Regions from separate parts of the Homo sapiens genome. Here region 2 is linked to region 1. A link is a loop called in an ENCODE intact Hi-C map of the cell type or tissue named here. Cell type or tissue: GM12878. All regions are shown on one strand. Region 1 overlaps RNF169 (ring finger protein 169). Region 2 overlaps RNF169 (ring finger protein 169).

Region 1 (8,000 bases):
CCAAAAATGAAAGACAGAGGAGCAATAATCAGACTGAGAGCATATATCTTTTAACCTACAAGAGAGACCAGAAGAAAACTGAATAATTTCTTCAGCCTTGAGAGAGATCTGAATTTCATACTCAGGTGAGTTATTCAAGAGTAAGGGCGCTGGGTGCGGTAGCGCACGCCTATAGTCCCAGCACTTTGGGAGGCCGAGGTGGGCGGATCGCTCAAGGTCAGGAGTTCAAGACCAGCCTGACTAACATGTTGAAACCCTGTCTCTACTAAATACAAAAAATTAGCCGGGTGTGGTGGCGCATGCCTGTAATCATTGGGAGTCTGAGGCAGGAGAATCGCTGAACCCAGGAGGCGGTGAGCCAAAATCCTACCATTGCACTCCAGCTTGGGCAACCATGAGCAAAACTCCATCTCAAAAGAAGAAAAAAGTAAGGGCAAAAATAAAAATATTTTCAGACAGGAAAAAGAGAATTTACCACAGTGTTTCTAAAAGAACTTATTATAAACCTAAAGCATATAGTGCAGGAAGAAAGAAATGTAACTTAGGGGAGAAAGTAGGATATAAGAAGTTGTGATGAAGAAAGAAGTCAGTAGGTAGACTAAGCCAGTGTTGACTGTATAAAACAAAATAATTATCACTGATTTGTAGGGGCTAAAACCAAGGTAAAACTAAAATACTAGGCAAAGATAAAATGTAAGCGGGGAGAAAAGTGATTCTCATTACAGATTTCTAAAGTTCTGTCTATACGTAACGTAGTTCAATAGGAAGACAGAGATATTGATCAACTTTAGGCTTTAAGTCAGATGCACATTAAACATTTACAGGTAGACTGGACACGGTGGTTCATGCCTAATCTTAGCACTTTGGGAGGCCGAGGTGGGAGGATCATTTGAGTCCAGGAGTTCGAGATCAGCCTGGGCAAAAAAATGAGACCCTGTCTCTACTAAAAATCAAGTTAGCCAGATGTGGTGGTGTGCGCCTGTGGTCCCAGCAATACAGGAGGCTGAGGCAGGAGGACTGCTTGAGCCCAGGAGGTCAAGACTGCAGTAAGCTGTGTTCGTGCCACTGTACTCCAACCTAGGTGACAGAGCGAGATCCTGTCTCAACGAATGGGGTTAATCCTGAAAAGAAATACAATATATAACTTGATCTCTACACATATGTAGAACCATACACTTAAATTAGAGAACATGCATCCTTTTTAAACTAATATGCAACATTTACGTAATTTTCCTAGATTCATTTAGGCACAAAGGAAGTTTCGACACATATGAAAGATATATAAGATATCTTATCTGACCGTAGTATAATAAAATTAGAAATTAATAGTGAAAATATAACCAATTCCCCCTCCAATCCATGTTTGGAAATTGAAAAAAACAAAATTTAAATAACGTGGGTAAAGAACAAAACCAGCCGGGTGCGGTGGCTCACGCCTGCAATCCCAGCACTTTGGGAGGCCAAGGCGGGTGGATCACCTGAGGTCAGGAGTTTGAGACCAGCCTGGCCAACATGGTGAAACCCCATCTCTACTAAAAATACAAAAAATTAGCCAAGTGTGGTGGTGGGTGCCTGTAATCCCAGCTACTTGGGAGGCTGAGGCAGGAGAATCGCTTGAACCCAGGATGTGGAGGTTACAGTGAGCTGAGATTGCGCCATTGCACTCCAGCCTGGGCAACAACCGCAGCCTGGGCAACATCTCAAAAAAAAAAAAACAAAAACAAAAACAAAAAAACCCAAAACCAAGTGGTCAACTGAAGAAGTTAAAAAAAGTAACAGCAGATTAACCCCAAAAGAAGTAGAAGATAGGAAAGAATAAAGAGCAGAAATTAATGGAATAGAAAACAAAAGAATTAGCAAGGCCAAAATCTAATTCATTGAAAAGATTAAGATCTATAACCCTAACCTCTGGCAAGATTGATCAAAGAAAAGGCATAAATATTAGGAATGAAAAAATACAACTATAGATATAATGAAGATTTAAAAAAACCTATAAATATAGAATATGGAAAACTTTCTGCCCATGAATTTGAAAAATTGGATAAAATAGTTTTGTGGAAAAGTGTAACATGGCAGCTGACTCAAGAATAAATAGAAAGTATGACTAGAAATGTAACTAATTAGCAAAGAGTAAAATCTCCCCACAAAGCAATACCACCGCGTGGACACAATGAGCAAAATGCAGAATATGGGAAAACTGTGGGACAAATGGCCTACTTTCTTCCACAAATAAATTAGGAAAAAAGCAACAGAGGGGTGATTCATGGATTAAAAGATACAATCAGTTTAAGTGTATGAACTTACTTGGATCCTGATTTGAAAAAACTGTATGAAAACATTTGATGAGAATTTGAATGCCGGCTGGATATTTGTTGGTATTAAAGACTTATATTTTTAGTGTGACAATAGTTTTCTGGTTATATATTTTAAAATAATCCTTCTCTTAGATGTTAAAAATATTTATAGCTAAGATGATATGATGCCTGGGATTTGCTTCAAAATAACTTCAAATTTGTTCCAGGAGATAGGGAGCAGGTATTGATTAGGGGAGGATAGAAAATAAGATTGCTAATGATTGATTGCTGAAGCTGGATGATCTGTGGTAGTTCATTATACTGGTTTCTCTAATAATATATTTGAAACTTTTCCATAAAAAAAGCAAGAAGAAATTCTGTCCATTGAAGAAGTACCAGGCACAGATGGTTTTATGGGTTACCCAAATATTGAAGGATGGATGGTTCCAGGGAATAAATAAAACGTTTCCAGACTTGTTTTGGGGGCTTTTACAACTTGATAACAAAATCACACAAGTTAACAAAATCACACAAGAACTGTATGAGAAAGGAAAAGTACAGGCCACTCTCATGAACACAGATTTTTATTTTTTGTCTTTTTATTTCTTTTTTTCTATTTTTTGTGGAGATGGGGATCTCACTGTATTGCCCAGGCTGGTCTTAACTTCTGACCTCAAGCAATTCTCCTGCCTCTGCTTCCCAAAGTGCTGGGATTACAGGCATGAATCACCACACCTGGCATGAACACAGATTTTTAAAATCTCAGGTGAAACACAGACTGAATCGAGTAGTATATTTTTAAAAAATCACAACCAAGTAGCAGTTATTCAAAGAATAGGAGTTTGGCTTAACATTAGGAATCTAATGTAGTTCCCCATATTAATAAACTAAAGGAGAGTAAAACTATATGGTCATTGCAATAGATGGCTTAAAAAAGCATTTGACAAAATTTATCATTTATTATTTAAAAAAAACTAGAACATGTGGAATAGGAGAAAGTTTCTTTTTTTATTTTTATTTTTTTTGAGACAGAGTCTCACTCTGTCACCCAGACTGGAGTTCGGTGGCGTGATTTTGGCTCACTGCAACCTCCACCTGCCAGGTTCAAGCCTCCCGAGTAGCTGGGACTACAGGCACGGGCCACCACGTCTGGATAATTCTTTTTTATTTTTATTTTTATTTATTTTTTGAGATGGAGTCTCGCTCTGTCGCCCAGGCTGGAGTGCAGTGGCGCGATCTTGGCTCACTGCAACCTCCGCCTCCTGGGTTCACGCCATTCTCCTGCCTCAGCCTCCCGAATAGCTTGGACTACAGGTGCCCGCCACCATACTTGGCTAATTTTTTGTATTTTTTTTTTTTTAGTAGAGACGGGGTTTCACCGTGTTAGCCAGGATGGTCTCAATCTCCTGACCTCGTGATCCGCCCACTTCGGCCTCCCCATTCTTTTTTATTTTTTAAAAATAGAGATGGGGTTTCAGTATGTTGCCAGGGCAGGTCTTGAACTCCTGGCTTCAGGATATCCCCCTGCCTTGGCCTGTCCAAGGTCTTGAGATTACAGGTGTGAGCCACTGTGCCCAGCCACTGTCTTTGCTTTTTAAGTGGAATTTATCAATAAGGATGATTAGTGGCCAAGAATAGTCAAGACCATTTTGAAGAACACGATGGGTGGATTTGCTTTCTCAAATATCAAGCTGTTTAAAGCCATGTTAATTAAGACAGTGAAGTATTGGTATCAGGGTGGTTGAATAATTAATGTTAAAATTAAAGAGCATAGAAACATGCCCTCATATATTTAAATTTGGTGGATAATGAGTGGCCATTACAAATCACTAGGGTAAAGGTGTCATTTTTACTTTTCATGGGTGGTTAGCTAACCTTAGAGAAAAAAATAGATCTTTAGCACCATATGCAAAAAATTATTTGTAGAGCCAGGCATGGTGGCTCACGCCTGTAATCCCAGCACTTCAGGAGGCTGAGGTGGGCGGATCACTCAAGGTCAGGAGTTTGCGACCAGCCTGGCCAACATGGGGAAACCCCGTCTCTACTGAAAATACAAAAATTAGTCAGGCGTGATGGCGCATGCCTGTAGTCCCAGCTACTCAGGATGCTGAGACAGGAGATTCGCTTTAACCTGGGAAGCGGTGGCTGTAGTGAGCTGAGATCACGCCACTGCACTGCAGTCTGGGTGACAGAGCTAGACTCTGTCTTAAAAAAAAAAAAAAAAGGTTGTAAATGGATTAAAGGTCAAACTGTAAAACTTAGAAAATGCTAGGACTATCTCTATGAAAATGGAGTAGAGAAAGGCTTTCAAACAAACAAAAAATGTAAAGATTGATAATTTGACCACATTAAAGTTAAAAATTGGGCCAGGCGTGGTGGCTCATGCCTATAATCCCAGGACTTTGGGAGGTTGAGGTGAGAGGATTGCTTGAGGCCAGGAGTTCAACACCAGCCTGGGCAACATAGGGAGACCTTGTCTCTACAAAAAAATATAAAAATTTAGGCAGGCATGGTGGGGTGTGCCTGTAGACCCAGCTATTCAGGAGGCTGAGGTGGAAGAATACTTTGAGTCCAGGAGTTTCGGGCTGCAGTGAGTGCTCTAGCCTGGGTGACAGAAGCGAGACCCTGCCTCAAAAGAAACAAAACAAAACAAACACACCAGAAACAGAAAAAGAGATTAAGTAAGAAGACCAACCAGAGGCTGGGAGAAGATAGTTGCAGTGAAGTAACTGACAAAAGATTGATATCCAACATATATGAACTACAAATCATTATGATGACAGATAGCTTATTAGAAAAATGGTGAGAAGATTTGAATAGGCATTTCATAGAAGAAGGAAACTGAAAGTCTGGTAAACATCTAGAATGATACGCAACAGCATTAGCAATCAGGGAAATGCAAATTAAACCAGTGATATGCCATCAGACTGCTATAATTTGTAATTGATTAATTATAAATAATGAGCACCTATATACTGCTGGAGGAGTATAAGTTGCCATACAACCACGTTGGAGAGCAGTTTGGCCATATCTAGTAAGGTTGAAGAGATAGATTCCTTGCTATGCAGAGATTCCATTAATAGGTGTGTGCCATAGTGAAACTCTTGTGTACATATGCACACACACAATGATGCTCACATTACAGCACTGTAGTACTAGAAAATGTAGTAACAGTTGTCTTTGATAGGAGAAGGGATAAATTAGTTTCTACAGCTGTTAGAATGAATGAACTGGGTATATATCAACATGGATAAATCTGGAAAAAATACTTGCAAAAGGAAAAGTTGCAAAAGAATATGTATCCTTTGATGCCATTTATATAAGTAAAAGTACGGAAGATAGGAGTCATTTCAATAGCTTGAGTGAGAAATGAAGAAACAATCAGCCAATGTAGACTCTACTCTCCTTGTACCCCCCAACAAGGTCTCCCTCTGACATCCAGGCTGGAGTTCAGTGATGAAATCATGGCACATTACAGCCTCTACTTTTCAGGCTGAAGCGATCCTCCCACCTCCAAAGTAACTGGGACTACAGGCATGTGCCACCGTGCCCAACTAATTTTTTGTATTTTTAGTACTATACAGGGTCTCACCATGTTGCCCAGGTTGGTCTTGAACTCCTGGGTTCAAGCAATCCTCCTGCCTCAGTCTCTCAAAGTGCTGGGATTACAGGTGTGAGCCACCATACCTGGCTTTAGACTACTGTTTCACAGTTTGATAATGAAAGGAAGGAAATAGAGTGCATGAAAAAGGGAAAGTACAATTGTAAGAACCAAGAGCAGAACAGATTTTACTCAGAATTTGAGTTCAGGGTACTCTTGGAGAGCCCATTCCTGGGCCTTGGGCAGAACTTGAGAGTCTAAGCGATAGCCATCGTATTTCTTTTTTGATGTATACTGCAGGAACAGTAAGCTGCCAGTTTGCTTATAAATTGCCACTAGCTTTTCAAGGGGCTGGAAATATTTATCTCATCTTGGTAGAAAGCAGGTTATGGATATAAGAATTATAATTCATAGGAGAAGGTAGAGGCCAGGCTTAGTATTACTGAGGCCATTTGTTCATTTTAGCTGTAGATATGAAAGATATCCCCCAAACTGTTAAATTGTGGGGATACATGGTTACTGACATCTAAACATATCTACCAGTAGCTCGCTATTTTTTTCAAAATAATGGCTCGCAGTTCCTCCATGAATAATGTACATGAGTATGTTTATTTCCTGTGTTACACAGTACTTGGCATACGTTTAGCCTCTTGGCTAGTGTGTTTTCATTAGATAAATGACTAGGAAGAACAGAATTCTATAATAAATGAATTAAATCAGTATGTTTTCACCTTACAGTTGCAGGTTTCTCTTACCCATTGTTTCTTCCTGTTTTTGCACGTTACCACATGCATTTTTCGTTTTGTTTTGTTTTTGTTTTTTTTGAGATGGAGTCTTGCTCTGTTGCTTAGGCTGGAGTGCAGTGGCACGATCTCAGCTCACTACAACCTCTGCCTCCTGGGTTCAAGGGATTCTCCTGCCTCAGCCTCCCGAGTAGCTGGGATTACAGGCCAGTGCCCCCATGTCTGGCTAATTTTTTTTATTTTTAGTAGAGACAGGGTTTCACCGTGTTGGCCAGGCTGGTCCCGAACTCTTGACCTCAGGTGATCCCCCCCGCCTCGACCTCTCAAAGTGCTGGGATTACAGGCGTGAACCACCGTGCCTGGCCTCCATGTGCATTTTTGATACTTAGTCATACTAACATTAAGGTTACTGGTTGGGGAAATACTAGTTGTAGTAATTTTTTTTGCCATCACTTAAAGTAGATTTGGGCTAGTTTTATATAGTCTTGGACTTGGCTTGCTTTTGAGTCTTTGGCTCTGTCTACTACCGATTGAACATCCCTAATTGAAAATCTGAAATCGAAAATGTGCCAAAAATCTGAAACTATAAGTGCTGACATGACATGACAAGTGGAAAATTCTACATATAAGTACTTAACACAGACTTTGTTTTATGCACAAAACTATTTTAATTATTAACTGGTCGCTATTATGGCTTGTGCCTGTAATCCCAGCTACTCTGGAGGCTGAGGTGGGATGATCACTTGAGGCCAGGAGTTCAATACCAGCCTGGGCAATATAAGGAGACCCTTGTCTCTACAAAAGTAAAAAAATTAGCCAGGTATGTTGGTGCACACCTATAGTCCCAGCTACTCAGGAGGCTGAGGTGGGAGGATTGCTTGAGCCCAGGAGTTTGGGGCTGCAGAGAGCTATGATTGCATCACTAAACTCTAACCTGGGTGACAGGGCAAGACTTTGTCTCCAAAAAAAATAAAATATACAAAATTACCTCCAGGCTGTGTATATAAGGTATATATGGTACATAAATGGGCTGGGCATGGTGGCTCATGCCTATGATCCCAATACTTTGGGAGGCCGAGGTAGGAGGATTGCTTGAGGCCAGGGGTTCGAGACCAGCTTGGACAACATCAAGACCTTCTCTCTATAAAATAATTTAAAACAAAAAACATAAATCAATTTCGTATTTAGACTTGGTTTCCATCCTTAAGATAATTAATTATGTATATACAAATACTAAAAAATCCAAAGACAGTCCGAAACACTGATGGTCCCCAACATTTCAGATAAGGGATACTCATTCTGTATTCAGCATTGTGGAAAATGCTTTGATGTATAAACTAGTCTGGAAAATATAGAAAGTTT
Region 2 (8,000 bases), 49 kb after region 1:
GTGAAATTAAATGAAGACTCTTCACCCCAACATTTAGGCCCTCAGTGTGATTCTAGCTTATGTTTTCATCCTTGCTTATACCCCAAAACTCTAAGGAGTATATATTTGCTTTCCCCCAAATACATACACTGTGCTTTCCCTTTTCAAGGTCTTTGCTCTTGCAATTTTCATCTCATTGAAATGCCATCCAGCTTACCTGTTGGAAGGTTATTTATCTCTCCATGTCCAGTTCAAAAGCTATCACATTCATGAAGCCTATAGGAGTTCCTCTTCTGTTTCTCCACTTCTATCAGCCACTCCCCCAAACCCCCACTTTGTAACTTTTACAAGAGTTCTGTCATTTTCCTTTACATCATGGTTTTTTGTGTTTGTGTTTCTCTACTAGATTGTAAGTTTGTTGAGTATAGGAAATGTCTTATCCATTTAAATCTCCTGTAGTACCCTGCACATTGGAAGTGTCTGATACATGTTTATGAAATTAAATTTGAATGGAAGGAGGAAGGAGCTTACTCTAGAAGCAGATTATCATCTGTTATTTTTTTAGAATAGAAATAAAGTGAGCACAGTGTTTAATTTATTACAATTTGTTATGGTACATTTAATCCAATAATAATGCGAATTATTAGAAAACAATTGGATACAGCAGTTATGGTTATACTAAAGACTAGAAAACAAAAAGGGAAAAATTACTTGTCATCCCACAACCTAGAAATGAGCCCTATAAACGTTTTGATACATATCCTTATAGATATGTACCATATGAACATATAGAACATATAGATACATTCATTTCTAAGAACATATAAATACACACCATATATTGTTTTTCTTTTCAGAAAATGTAACCTAGTATACATACTGTTTTTCTTTTTTGAGACGGAGTCTCGCTCTGTCGCCAGGCTGGAGTGGTACAGTGGCGTGATCTCGGCTTACTACCACCTCTGCCTCCCAGGTTCAATCAATTCTCCTGCCTCAGCCTCCTGTGTAGCTGGGACTACAGGCACGTGCCACCACGCCCAGTTAATCTTTTGTATTTTTAGTAGAGATGGCGTTTCACCATGTTAGCCAGGATGGTCTCGATCTCTTGAACTCGTGATCCGCCCGCCTCAGCCTCCCAAAGTGCTGGGATTACAGGCATGAGCCACTGCGCCCGGCCTAGATGCTGTTTTATAACCTGTTTTAGTTCATCTTAAGTTGTGGGTATTGGCCAGACGTGGTGGCTCACACCCGTAATCCCAGCACTTTGGGAGGCTGAGGTGGGCAGATCACCTGAGGTCAGTAGTTCAAGACCAGCCTGACCAACATGGCAAAACCCCTTCTCTAATAAAAAATACAAAAGTTAGCTGGCCATGGTGGCACGTGTCTGTAGTCCCAGTTACTTGGGAGGCTGGGAGGCTGAGGCAGGAGAATTGCTTGAACCCGGGAGGTGGAGGTTGCAGTGAGCTGAGATCATGCTACTATACTCCAGCCTGGGTGACAGAGTGAGACTCTGTCTCAAAAACAAACAAACAAAAAAAATAAATTGTAGGTGTTCTTTCTTTCTTGCCTTTTTTTTTTTTTTTTTTTGAGACAGGGTCTCACTGTGTCACCCAGGCTGGAGTGTAGTGGTGTGATCATAGTTCACTGTAGCCTCAAGCCCCTGGGCTCAAGCGATCCTTTTACTTCAGCCTCTGAAGTAGCTGGGACCACAGGCGCCTATTACATGCCTGACTAGTTTTTTTTTCAAGTTTTTGTTTTTGTAGAGACAGGGTCTCACTGTGTTGCCCAAGCTGGTCTTGAACTCCGGGGCTCAAGTGATCCACCCATCTCAGCCTCACAAAGTGCTGGGATTATAGGTGTGAGCCACCATGCCCGGCCTGTTTTTGTGTGTGTAAATAAAGAATCCACATCATTATTCAGTGGTCTTATAATATTCTTGATTGTAGAATTTATTTAAGTAATCTTTTATTGATATTTTGCTATCTTAAACACCATTGTGATGGAATCCATTTGTCTCATTTTTTTCTTATTAGTTCCTTAGAATAAATTACTAGAAGTAGAGTGACCAGGTCAAAAAGAGTGTTCTTTTTAACATTTTTGGTGTTTATTACAGTTGCCCTCCAGAAGGTTTATATTTATTATAGGTTTATTATGCTCCCACCAGTAGTATGTGAGGAGTACTAAACTAATTTCCTCACATCTTGCCAACTTTGAGTATTATCTTTCTTTTCCTTTTTTTTAGGTACAACATTGTTTTAGATGTCACTGCAAGGATTTAATTTATGCATGCTTTGTACCATTTTAGGAATCCATAGTACCTTGGGGCTTATTTTTATCAAAGATGAAAGATGAGGGGTAAATATTGGGAATAGAAATGTAGAGGGGTGGGAGAGCTTTTGTCTGAACAATTAGTTATATATTTGTAATGTAGTTTATTTTGCAATAATTGAAAGGAACTTGGCGCTGGGCGCGGTGGCTCACACCTGTAATCCCAGCACTTTGGGAGGCCGAGGCGGGCAGATCACTTGAGGTCAGGAGTTCAAGACCAGCCTGGCCAGCATGGTGAAACCCTGTCTCTACCAAAAATAGAAAAATTAGCCGGGTGTGATGGTGGGCACCTGTAATCCCAGCTACTCAGGAGGCTGAGGCAGGAGAATCACTTGAACCCGGGAGGCGGAGGTTGCAGTGTGCCGGGATCGTGCCACTGTACTCCAGCCTGGGCAACAGTGTGAAACTCGGTCTCCAAAAAAAAAGGAACTTGGCATATATCTGTTATAAAACGGAAATTTTTCTTAAAAGATTAATAGTTTTGAAGTTAATACAAATAAAATCTATCTTTTTGAGCACTTATTACTTGTTAGTTAATGTACGCTAGGTATTTTTAATGGCCTGTCACAATCTATATAGTAGAGTAGTCTTTATTTTACAGATGAGGAAACTGAGGCTCAGGAAGATAAAGCAACAACTAACCCACAGTGACAGTGATAGCTGACAGAGCTAGGATTTGAACACTTTTTACTTGGTACTGATTTAATTATGAAGAGAGGTTTATATAGACAGAAATTGCCATTATTCCCTATTGAGTCTATTGGTATCAAAGCTTATCTTTTTTCTAGAGTTGAGAAGAGAATATTATATAAAATTTGATAATGGGTTGGTGCTATTAAAGTTTCTTCATTGAATATTTTGTACAACAGAGTTCTCTGAGGAATGATACCCTACAAAATTGAAAGGCCTCTCTGTAAATTGTAATTCTTCAAATCTCTCTCAAAGGCCAGCTGTTAGCAAATATAGTCTATTGTGTCGCTGTGCCTGTCAGCCTAGAGAAAAACAAAGCATTTCAGGAATGCAGGGTACTCGGAGCCATATGATGCCTTGCGTGCCTACATCTACAACTCTTACTTTGATAATCATTTGATCATTAGATAATTGGTTAATCATCAGCTGAGCAGACAGTTCTTATTTATCTACTATGTAACAGTATTGGAAATTTTTTAAAAAGATGGTCACTTGCTCTCACAGGGCTCATTGCATAAAGCAGAACAGATCCCTAAATAAGAAGCTACAGTTCAGTGTGATTAGTTGCTATCCATTAAAAGAAAAAGACTCTCATGTTTAATAATGAGGCAAAACTTCATTACATTATATGTTAAAGACATACCTCTAAGATGTTTCTAATGTAATTGGAAAGACTCTAAAAAGGGACTCCAAAGTAAAACAACGATAAATGAATGGATATAAACAAGATGGAAAAACTAACTCTAGGATAATTTGGAAGCCTTTGCAGAAAAAGTGATATTTTAGATGACTCTGAAAGGCCAATTAGTATTTTATAGGCAGAGAGCAGAGACGGAATTTTAGGCAAAGGGTGTAGCATATCCAAATGGGTAGATAGAGGTTTTGAAAGACTGTGGTACGTGTGGAGAGTAAAAAGTAGTTTGGTTGTACTAGAGCTCAGGGAGTTCCATGTGTGGGAACTGGTAGGGGAAAAGCTGTGAAACAAGGTTAAGTCTAGTTTGTGAAGGTTGTAGTATCAGGCTGAGGCATTTAGACCTTACCCTGAAGTCACCAGCCGTTAAGCAGGGGAGTGATTGCTGGAAAGATAATTCTTGATGGTGTGGAGGGTATTATTAGAGAGAAGAAAGCCTGAAGAGAATGAGACCAGTAAGTAGATTGTTGCAGTAGTCCAGGCAAAAGATGATAAGAATCTAAGGTAAGGCAATGACCATGAATATAAATGGGAAGAGTTAGATCTGAGAGACTTTCTAGAAGTAGAATAGAATAGAGTGGAAATAGCATGGAGACAATTTGGAGACTAATGCTCTTAATTTAAGAACTAGTTTTATCCATGTATTAACCCTGTAATTCTAGGAAAATTAACTACTCTGAGCCTCAGTTTGCTATCTGTAAAAGACAGATAATCATCCTGCTTTTAATGGGAGTGACATAAACAGTAAATGAAATAAAATATTTAGAAGTGTTGGAGTACCTAAAGCCACTATCCAAATGTTACTATGAATTAGAAGTAAGGGACAGAAATAGATGGCATTTAGTTTTCTAGATGGGTTGGTGATGGGGCTTACAGAAGAGAAATATAGTGAGTTTGATTTTGGATATATTGAATTTGAACCACATTTGAGATTGGTATCTCCAGGAGGCAGTTGGAAACATAGGTTGGAGCTCACAGAGAAGCGACATAGAGAAAGAGATTTGAACCTATAGCTAGAGTAGATGCCTTGGGAACTCCAAATGGACAGTGTTGTCTCCCTTGTCTCCCTGCCAGTGTCCTGCACGTCTCTCAGATTCAGAGAATGAAGAACCTTCTCGAGGCCAGATGACACAGACACATCGCTCGGCATTTGTTTCCAAGAACAACTCCTACTCCTTAGCTTTCCTGGCAGGGTAAGAGACTGATGCTGAATTCAGTCAGGGGTCTTTGGTTTTGGGGTATGAGATAAAAGGGACTGGGGGAGCAAAGGTATTTGTTGTGGCTACTTTGGTGGGGAGGTGGAAGGGGAGAAAAGAGGTGGGAATTGGTTTTCAAATATGGACTAGGGAAAAAGGGCTGACCTGAATTTTTCAGGAAAAGTAACACCCCTTTTCTGATATCCTCAGGATAGGATTGTGCTAATTGCTGTGCTGCAAAGTGTGACCCTTTTATCTTGGGAGGAAACAACAAAGTCTTCTTCAGTCTGACAATATGCACAGACTCTCCCTCTGGACTTAGTAGGAAGTGAGGGCAGAACTGATTTTCTTTTCAATGCCTAGACCTAAAATATATCTTTATAGGTTTCAAGAGAGCAAACTGAAAAGTTTTTAAGACCTTTGTCAAGGAATCTCTTGATCCTTTAGACTTTGTAGGCCCTGGGAAGGAAAGGAAGAGGGAATTGGATAGATGATGGGTGCTAGAAGGATAATGAAGGGCTAGGTGGAGGAAAGGAAAGATGAATAGATAGGAGGAAGGAAGGGAAGCAAAGAAGAAATGGAGGAAAGAAGGAGGACTCATGCATACATTCATTCAACAGACATTTTGTGAACAGCTGCTACATGCCGTGCTCTGTTTTAATATACAGATGTAAAGATACAATCTTTTTTTTTTAGACAGTGTCTCACTCTGTTGTCCAGGCTGGAGTATAATTGGGCAATCATGGTTCACTGTAGCCTCAATCTCCTGAGCTCAGATGATCCTCCCATCTCAGCCCTGAATAGCTGAGACCATAGCTGTGTGCCACCATGTCTGGCTAATTTTTAAAACGTTTTTTGTAGAGACGAGGTCTCCTTGTGTTGCCCAGGCTGGTCTTGAACTCCTGGGCTCAAGCAGTCCTCATGCTTCAGCCTCCCAAAATGCTGGAATTATAGGTGTGAGCCACTGTGTCTGGCCAAAGAAACAATCTTCACCCCAGTTCATTTCCTGTTTTGTTTAAAGCTGGTATTGCTCACCCTTATCTCTAGGGTTCAACTCTTCCTTTCCACCAGTATTATTTAGTAGATCTCTCTCTCTTGCTGCTCCTGTGAATACACACCCAGACCCTTTCATTTTGGGGCTTTTTTGTTTGTTTGTTGTTTTTGTTTTGAGACAGGAGCTCTCTCTGTTGCCTAATTATTTAAAAAATAATTTCTGCTCTACCCTTCTTACATGGATTACTTAATGTCTTTATTTGTCATTATGTATTTGTACTGTAAATCACTTCAGATTCTTCTTGTAAATAGAGTGTAACCATACAAAGAAACATAATCAAACCAGTCTTCTTTCCAGTTTTTTTTTTTTTTAAAGTGATGTAGTAATGCCGGTAATGCCATTTCATACAAAATGGAATCTTAAGTAAATGGTTCCTAGCAAGATTCTGGCACATGCTAAGTCTTCAGTGAATATTGCTGCTGCTGCTGCTGCAATTTTTATCTTCTCTTGGAACATGGACTCTTGTAGCTGAAAAGGACCTTAAATATCATCTTATTCAGTCCATTTGTTTTATAAATGGAAGACTAAAGCCCAGAGAGAGAACATGGCTTGCCAAATCTTAGACTGCTAAAACAGGAGGAAACTGAGTTAGAACTGAGGCTTCTTGGCTCTGAGTTTACTGCTCTTTCTACTGTACTCCATACCTTCTTATAGATCCTCATGCTGCCTCTGTTCACCTTCTCCTCTAGACTTTAAACTCATCAAAGGCAGGGATAGCATCTTGTTCATCATTATAATACTTAGTACAGTGTCTGGCACTTAGTAAGGGCTCAGTAAATATTTGTGGAATGTTTGAATAAGACAGGCCTTGTGCCTGTTGGTAGGTTAAACTGGGGCTTTGTCAGAACTGACTGTCAAACATGCAGCAGAGGGCCTCTAGGAGGGAGGGCTCTAGGAGCTTAGATTGGCTGATGGCTGTTTTTTAGATTAGATTCCATAGGATTAATATGGGATTTAGGGGGAAGTCTAGTGACCACATTGATAAAATTTTTATGTTATGAAGTTGCTTTTTAGCCTTCGAATGCTTTAGCAATAGTTTATATTGATACTTTTTATAGATGCTATAAAAGAAAGATCTGTGTTCTACTTAGTAGAAATTAACCGTAGCTACATTGTTTTGTTTTCTAACGTGCAGATACTTTTAAGCCTGAGTCTCTGGTGGATCAGAGTGTGGCACATCAGGGGACTTAAAGTGGCTGTGCGTTCTATACAGTGTATGTATAAGGACAGATATAGACAGAGACTTACTGACAGAGTCAGAGATACTAAACACATGTCCAGCCAGTGTTAGAGTGAATTGAAATCTGAAGACCCTCTGGGAAATAGGTACCCTTCCTTAAAATTCACAGATGAAATACAAAAGCATTCAGGTAACAGAAACCAAGCAGATGCATAAGTGATGTGATATTGGAATACTAGCTTCAGGATTGAGGAAAAGAAGCAGATGCAGAGAACTAAGGGGTGGAGTTTTAGGGAAGAAGTAGCATTGTGACCTTGAGTAAAATCAGTTGGCTCTCCTTCAGTCTCATCTAGGTAAAATTGCAGAGTTATGCCTTACCTACAAGCTAGGGCAGGGGGGTTTACTCTATGATTTCTTAAGATTCTTCCTCTAAAATGGAAATATCTAGAGGTGGCTTAAACCAGAGTTTTGAAGGATGGAGGAAATGAGGCCAGGGCATGAAAAGAAAGGGGGTGGGGGCCGTTAGGAGGTTGTAACAATAAAGATCAGACTTAAGTTGTGTGTGGGGAATAGTCAAACAGTGGCTTGAGGGAGAGGAGATTATGAGAAGATGATGAAGCAGTGAGTTGAAACAGCAAGGCTTGATGATGGCCTGGGGTGTGTGTGTGTTTGGGGAGGGATTCAGGAATTGGAACAAGTCAAGTGTTTACCAGCCTGCTTATTAAGAGGACAAATCTTATTAAAAGTAATGGAATATGGCTGGAAAAGGAAGATAGCTTAAGGAGAAGCAATGTGGAGCTTAAGGAGAATGGTGGTAGAAGCGTCAGTAATATCTCTGCCATTTTAGAACAGAAATATTCTCATAGTCTTCAGAAAGGCCTG

The links. Hi-C counts contacts between places; a loop is a spot of excess contacts. Peaks named below come from ENCODE experiments on the same cell type or tissue, not always from the same donor. Only the 100,000 strongest peaks of a DNase experiment are listed, where the experiment ranks them.
Region 2: it touches region 1 in a loop (4-fold over the local background); 6 of 110 quality-filtered maps call a loop at or near these places.

What each region holds. Positions count from the first base shown.
Region 1 is chr11:74,764,105-74,772,104 of GRCh38, forward strand. All of the region lies in intron 1 of RNF169 (ring finger protein 169), which reads left to right. Among named protein-coding and RNA genes, the nearest start is that of RNF169, 19 kb to the left of the region's middle. RefSeq lists a silencer at 4,314-4,403. In GM12878, no CTCF peak of the experiment used is centred here; a DNase peak (open chromatin) is centred at 4,407; H3K27ac peaks cover 925 bases.
Region 2 is chr11:74,812,834-74,820,833 of GRCh38, forward strand. It overlaps RNF169 (ring finger protein 169), which reads left to right. Exons shown (of 6, transcript NM_001098638.2): 4 at 4,763-4,881. Among named protein-coding and RNA genes, the nearest start is that of RNF169, 68 kb to the left of the region's middle. In GM12878, no CTCF peak of the experiment used is centred here; no DNase peak of the experiment used is centred here.